Regions from separate parts of the Homo sapiens genome. Here region 1 is linked to region 2. A link is a contact called in ENCODE Hi-C or POLR2A ChIA-PET data. All regions are on one chromosome and are shown on one strand. The core of a region is the stretch at or near the end of the contact, and the rest is flanking DNA. Distances in the headings are between cores, read along the strand shown.

What was found. A loop is a pair of places that touch in the nucleus more often than their neighbours do. ChIA-PET counts read pairs that join two places held with the same protein, here RNA polymerase II (POLR2A). Pooled maps may share reads with other maps.
Region 1: a pooled map shows a loop between it and region 2 (2.7-fold over the local background). The contact joins the enhancer-like site here to the promoter of GSAP in region 2. A Hi-C loop is called at or near these places in 1 of 50 pooled maps. POLR2A ChIA-PET finds 5 or more read pairs at or near these places in 3 of 52 experiments (H1, PC-3 and activated T-cell).

Annotation. Positions count from the first base shown.
Region 1 is chr7:77,156,217-77,159,950 of GRCh38, forward strand. All of the region lies in intron 1 of CCDC146 (coiled-coil domain containing 146), which reads left to right. The region is part of intron 1 of LOC124901678 (a long non-coding RNA gene); the gene reads right to left. Among named protein-coding and RNA genes, the nearest start is that of CCDC146, 35 kb to the left of the region's middle. Within about 2 kb of position 1,380, at least 4 of the 41 ENCODE cell types and tissues checked have a DNase peak (open chromatin) inside an H3K27ac peak, as active enhancers do.
Region 2 is chr7:77,414,937-77,418,159 of GRCh38, forward strand. It overlaps GSAP (gamma-secretase activating protein), which reads right to left and starts at 1,413. Exons shown (of 31, transcript NM_017439.4): 1 at 1,277-1,413. The coding sequence starts at 1,385. LOC101927243 (a long non-coding RNA gene) reads left to right here and starts at 262. Exons shown (of 5, transcript NR_110073.1): 1 at 262-412. RefSeq lists silencers at 579-868, 929-1,138, 1,359-1,708.

The DNA.
Region 1 (3,734 bases), core at 130-2,629, 260 kb before region 2:
CCAGATATGCACTTGAAGCTTTCTTTCAGAGTTTTGCTATTTGTGCGTTTGTGTGGTTTTAATTGAAGGTAGTTCAAACCCCATTGTTACTTTAACACTTCAATTATGAGGCAATTTTTATCTGTACATATTTACTGCAAGAGTTTTCATTTTTCCTTTAAGATTCTTTTTGTTTTTCCTGTAGGACTCTTTTCTTTTCAGGATTCTTTTTTCGAAAGTCCTCTTTATCATTCCTTTTAGGAAAAAAAAAAATGTTGTGATTTGATTTGTTGGGTCTTTGAATAACATTTTTACTTTCTTTTTTAAAAAAAGCATCTCCATAAATATATATACCTACTATGTACCCACAAAAATAAAAATAAATAAAATAAAATATGTATCTATATCTTAAAAAATGTTTCAAGTCTAACATTGTCTTTGTATGGTAAAAATGAGCATTGTATAATTGTACTTAGAATATAAAATCTAGGCAGGAATAACTGCAATCATTTTATCTGTGGCTTTTAGGACTATTAAGTTAGTTCCATCTGATTTTGTTGTTGTTGTTGTCCATTAAATGGATCTGAGGTATGCCTCATGTCAGATTGGCTGCCCAATATTCTGAGCCTGTCATATAGTGGACCGGAGGCCCCATAGGATGAGCCTTAAATTTTATAGACTTTTTATGTTATCTCCAAAAGATAATATACATATAATTACCAGAGATACACTGACAGAATTGAAGGCACTTGTCATACAACTTTATACCACAATTTTTGTAACCCTGTTTTGAAGTTTCTATGTTTTTTAACATGTTAGGAAACTAAAACAAAACAAAACAAAAAAATGGAAGTGTCCCAGAGTTCTCCCTTCCTCCAAGGGGTCAGCTCTGAGTTCCTGTAGAAACATGTTGTAATTAACCTTGTAGAGCAATGGGCTGCTGGGGGAAGGAGCACCCAATCTTATCTTCAGGGCAGTCAGAAGAGCCAAGTCACAAAAAAGAACACTCAGGTTCTGTGTGGGACTAGGAGAGAAATAAATCATGTTCAACTTTACATTACACCCTGCTGTTTCTAAAATGAGCAAAACCTGTGCTTGTTCAATGATGAGTAATATTGAAAGACCGTGTGGTTTTCTGCTACAGCTTTCTTGAAGCATTGCCATTTTATTGTCCAAAAGTCACATTGTTTGTGTATCCTGCCCCATTCTCTGGAGCATGCAGTATTTGGTTTTTACACATGCTCCTTGTAACTATCTAGAAATGTTTCCTTAATAATTCAAAATCAAAACAAAATGATGATCACCTATGTTTCATTTGAAGAAGAGGAATTACTGATGTGTATTACAAAACAAGGGGTACCCTGCAATGTTTATTGCTTAATTATTCTTTGTGAAGCTTCCTATTTTGGCTTATTCATGTCTTCTGCTTTCTTAAAATCCCCTTAAGGCCACATCCTCTTCTCTTCAGACTCCTACAGCATCTCATGGTACTGCCTTGCCTCCTTCCAGTGGGGGCTGCTTCTCTGCAGAACTTGCTATGCCAGTGGTGCTCCCTGTAAGTGTGCAGTGTGTGGCCACCCTGTTTCTGTGGTCCAAGTTATCATAGCACCAATTTCAGTTAAAACGTTTAGAATTTTATGTCTGTGATTTTTTGATTAACTTGTCTTGCTGCCAGTCTCTGCGTCCCCTAAGGTCAGGAACCTTGTCTGGTCTTGCTCACCATGGTACCTATCTCCTACCCATAGCACAGTGGCTGGGTCCCAGCCTCCAGATTGTTTCCTTGCCTCTAAATTCACACATTTTCCAAGCCATTCTTCTCAGCAATATTGTCAGCAATATCTTTACAACTCTGCCATGGCTCCCAATGCCTAGAGTTCAAGTCCCAAATTCCAGGCTACCAGTTACTTTTTCAGCCCTATCTACTCTCCTAAGAACGTTGCTTTTTATTTGGGCTTATTTTACCTCAGCTTATGTGACAGAGAACTAGTTCTTTCCCTGCCTTACTTTCTCTTCAGATTATACATTGTTTGCATATTTGTAAATTCTTTATAGGAAAACTCAATAAATATTTATTTAATTGATTTAGGCATTCTGGAGATATAAGTCTCTAGAATTACCATACCTGATGGCTATGTAGTTCTTCCTATGCCAGGAATTTAAGGTGTTATATTAAACATTCTCTGTTCATATCACCGTAGCCTGAGAATATACTTTATTCTATTATTTTATTTACAGCTGTCAATCATATTGCCTGCAATATGGAACTATTAATACAATGGGCTTTGCAATCCTATATATTAACTGTCTTTGGATATTTATTGTTTTTTTTTGTTTTTTGTTTTGAGACAGAGTTTCACTCTGTTGCCCAGGCTGGAGTGCAGTGGCGCTATCTCGGCTCACTGCAACCTCTGCCTTCCAGGTTCAAACGATTCTCCTGCCTCAGCCTCCTGAGTAGCTGGGATTACAGGCGCCCACCACCATGCCCGGCTAATTTTTGTATTTTTAGTAGAGACGGGGTTTCACCATGTTGGCCAGGCTGGTCTCTAACTTCTGACCTCGTGATCCGCCCACCTCCACACCACAAAGTACTGGGATTACAGGCGTAAACCACTGCGCCCAGCCAGATATTTGTTTTATCCATTAAACTTTGTTATCTGGTTAAGTCCTTTCCTGCCTATTTAATTAGATTAATTAGTGTTTTTTTGTTTTAATTCACACAGACTTTTTTATATTTGCCTCTGTTGGGTTTTCTTTCACTACTCATTCTCCCTGTCTTTCCTTTTTTAAAAAAACACGTTATTGAGGTATGGTTGATGTATAAAATACTGTACATATTTAATGTATACATCTCAATGAGTTTGGGGATAAGTATACATCCATGAAACCACCAACCATCATCAATCTCATAAACATATCTATCACCATCCAAAGTTTTATCCACCCCCTGTATTATTATTTTTGTTGCTGCTTTATCATAAGATCTAATCTCTTAGTAATTTTAAGTATACAATAGGGTATTGTTAGCTACAGGCACTATGCTGTCTAGTAGATCTTCAAAACTTATTTATCTTGCATAGCTGAAATTTTGTACTCTTTAACTATTACTCCCCAGTTTCTCCTACCCCAAGTCCCTGGCAACCACCATCCCACTCTGCTTCTATGAGTTTGACTGCTTTAAGTTCCATATATAAGTGAGATCATATAGTATTTGTATTTCTCTGTCTGCCTAAATATTTCATTTTCTATCCATGATGTTGCAAATGGCAGAATTTCCTTTCCTGTGGCTGTAAAATGTTCCATTGTATACATATATCGCAATTTCTTTGTCCATTCATATGTCCATGGAAATTTATGTTGTTTCCATATCTTGGCTTTTGTAAATAGTGATGAAATGAACGTGGGAGTGCCAATATCGCTTCGAGATCCTGATTTCGATTCATTTGGATATATAACCAGAAGAATTGCTGGATAATAAGGAAGGTTTATTTTTTACTTTTTGAGGAAACTTCATACTGTTTTCTATAATGGTTTACCAACTTACCTTCCCACTAACAGTGTACAAGGGTTCCTTTTTCTTCACATTCTTATCAACAATTACTATCTTTTGTTGCCATTGCTTTTGGTGTTTTAGACATGAAGTCCTTGCCCATGCCTATGTCCTGAATGGTAATGCCTAGGTTTTCTTCTAGGGTTTTTATGGTCTTAGGTCTAACGTTTAAGTCTTTAATCCATCTTGAATTAATTTTTGTATAAGG
Region 2 (3,223 bases), core at 163-2,662:
AACCTCTGCCTCCCAGGTTCAAGCGATTCTCCTGCCTCAGCCTCCCGAGTAGCTGGGATTACAGGAGCGTGTCACCACGCCCAGCTAATTTTTGTATAAAATTCTTCCTTGACCACCCTCTCCACCTCGAAAAAAAGTAAAGCCTTACTAAGCATGACACTAATGCAAACTCAATGCATACGCTACACAAACATATAACTCCTTATTTGGAGCTAATAATATTCCAAGCCAAGGAAACCTACAAATAATTTCGCTATAGTCATAGGAGAGTGTGAAGATACAAGATAGCAACTTGATATATAACTCACATCAAGAAAACTTTCACCAGCGTTTAAGGGAAAGGAGTTGTAGATGTGGGTCATTTAATACCCACTTCCAAATTCACTGAAGTGGACAGCGCCCTACACACAAGGTGAGACCTACAGGCATCATTGCTTTGAAGCTGCATTTAAGCTCTGAAGCTCCAATATTTATAGAAGACTTTTAAAACTTTGTAAGAAATCACAAAGTTCCCCTTCTTTAAAACAGATCAGTGCTGGGAAGGCTCAAAAGTCACTTTCACTCCCTTACCAAATCATCAAAAAGCCCGGAGTGGCAGGGCCGGGAGCCGAGCATCTCGCGCGCAGCCCCAGCCTGCACAGGTGCGGAGCTCGGGGGCGGCTGGGGGCTCTCGCCCCGCCGCGCGCAGCCTGGAGGCGGCCCCTGCCCTCTTGCGCCTCACCGCCGAGGCCCATGTCCCCTGAGCCACGGACACGGTTCAACAGACACATAAACACGTCTCGCAAATGTGGGGACAAACTGTTCCACCGTTAGGTATAGGGTGGTTTGCTTGGTGGTCACGGATTCTTTCTCAAAACGTGAAGCTTCCAGGAGCACTCCTGTCTTGGCAAAGCCCCTGCGCTGCCGATGAACCCCCCGGGAGGTGGGATGCGGCCGCTGAGCTGAGCACGACCCTCTGCCCTCGCCGTGAGGTGATGCTGAGGGAACCGCCAGCGGCCCGGCCCCTCTGCCAAGGGCGAATTTCCGCGGGCCGGCAGCGAGCCAGGCGCCTCAGGCCCCACGGCGACCTGGCCCGGGCTCTGCCCCCAGACCTTCCGCCGTGGCTGGGTGTGGGTGGCAAAGCCAAAACAGCCCTCTGAGGAGGGGAGCGACGCCCTCGCACCAGCCTTCTCAGGGCGGCGACGCCCCGGGTTGCTCCCCACCGGGTCGGAGTCCGGGGGGTATGAGGGACTCCCACTCCCCGCCCCCACCCCTCTCCGCAGCGCGCCTCCCGCACCTGCGCCGCCGCTTCCGGCCCCGCTGGCCTCCGACACTGCCCGCTGCGCCCGCAACCACGGGAGCACGTCCTTCCCGAGGTCGAAGTCGGCGACCAGGCGAAGAGCCATCGCCCGGACACGACCACCGGGCGGCTCTGGGGCCCCGCACCGCGGGCATTCCCGGCCCCGCGTGGCCGCCTCGCCCTCGCGTCCCCGCTCCCGCCCCCTCTTTCCTCTCCCCCGCCCCCTGCTGCTTTCGGTTCTGCAGCGCCCTGGCCTGAGAAGCTCCGGCACCAGCTCCTCCCGGCCGGCGGCCCGCACCTGAGCCGGAGCCGGAGCCGGGCACGGCGGGTAGCGGTGGGGCGGGGTGGACCAGGCGCCAGGACCAGGCCCGCCGGGGCGGGAGGCCTCCGCGCGCACCTTCGGGGCTGAGGATAGAGGGCGCAAAGACGTGGGCGCTTCAGGGCCTTGGCGAGGCCGCTAGCCCAGTGGCTTCCAAACCTGGAGGGTCGGCCTATTTTCTTTATTCTACAAGTGCCTCCACTGTGCAGCAAAGTGTGGAAACCACTTGGCTTGAGAGAGCTGGGTCCTCTGGAGCAGTTCAGGGTCACCACAGAAGTAGGCCGTCTCTTGGGCCTATTCGCCCCAGCTTCGAGGTGGTGGTGCTTTATTAGTGTTATTAAGGTAATGAGTAGCAACTGGGAGCGTATGACGAAGGTGATCCCATTGTAAGAGAAACGCTAAAAGGGGTTAATGCGCTTGATACAAACAGCGTCCTTTTTGCCTTTTAACTCTAGTACATCTCATTTGATGCCTTGAGACATGAAAACTGAATCTTAAGTCTCCACGCAAACCCTCTGCCTCCCACCAGGGTCTAACAGAGCACTCTGGAAGGTGCTCGACAATTACTGAAGAATGAGTGAATACAGTAATAAAGAATGCTTTTTCACATGCTTCCGAAATTAAGGTCTGAAAACTACTTGTATTGACGTCATCTGGGGCACTATTTTACAATGCAGACTCCTGATCTCTACACCTGGACAAGACCAGAAACGTGCATTTTACCCAGAGCCTCGGGTGATTCTTAGGCTTACTAAGTTTGAAAACTACTCCAACCAAATGTAAAAGAAAGTCTTGAATTTTTTTCCCTCCTAGAGACATGTTTCTCCAACTGAGGTAATGGATGATTTCAGGTAGAACTCCATTACTCACCACCATATACAGAGGAAAGTCCTCCCACCCGGGAAGTGCATGCAAATTTAAGATAAATGCCTAATGAAGCTGCTAATATTATCAGTGAATAAAAGGAAGGCCACTGGAGCCCCCAAGGAGCTAATGCAACTATTTCATATCAAATAAGCTTGTTGCCTTTGTCATACAGAAACACTGTTGGCCAATTTTTTAAAGTCAGTACATTTCCATTGTTTTTATTTTTGCAGTTAACTTCTATTTTTGCCAGGCAGGACTGATTTTATAGTCAAGCAGTGATGATATAAAAAATTCTCTTCAAATTAAGTGAAAAAGCCAATGTAAAGAAGGTGAGAAACAATAAGATAATGATAGAAAGATGTGGCCAAAATCATGAGGGTGCTATATGAAGGCATGTGTATCAGTTAGGATTAGATTCTCCAGAAGTTAATAAGAACTCAGATTAACAGTAAATTAAACACACAAGTTTTATTCTGTCACCTAGCTGGACGTAGGCAGAATAAAGCTCTTAGGGCAGGTTCCTGAATTTATCAGGGACCCAGGCTCCTTCCAGTTCTTTGCTCCACCTGATCCTGAGTGTACCCTTGTCCTCATGATCAAAGAGGGCTGCAGAAGCTTCAGCCTTCACGTCTGCATTCCAGAAATCAGAATGGAAGAAGAGGAATAAAAAGAGGATGCTACCTCTCTTTTAAGGATACTTCCCGGAAGTTCTACACAACATTTCTACGTATGTTTCACTCACCAGAATTTAGTCACAT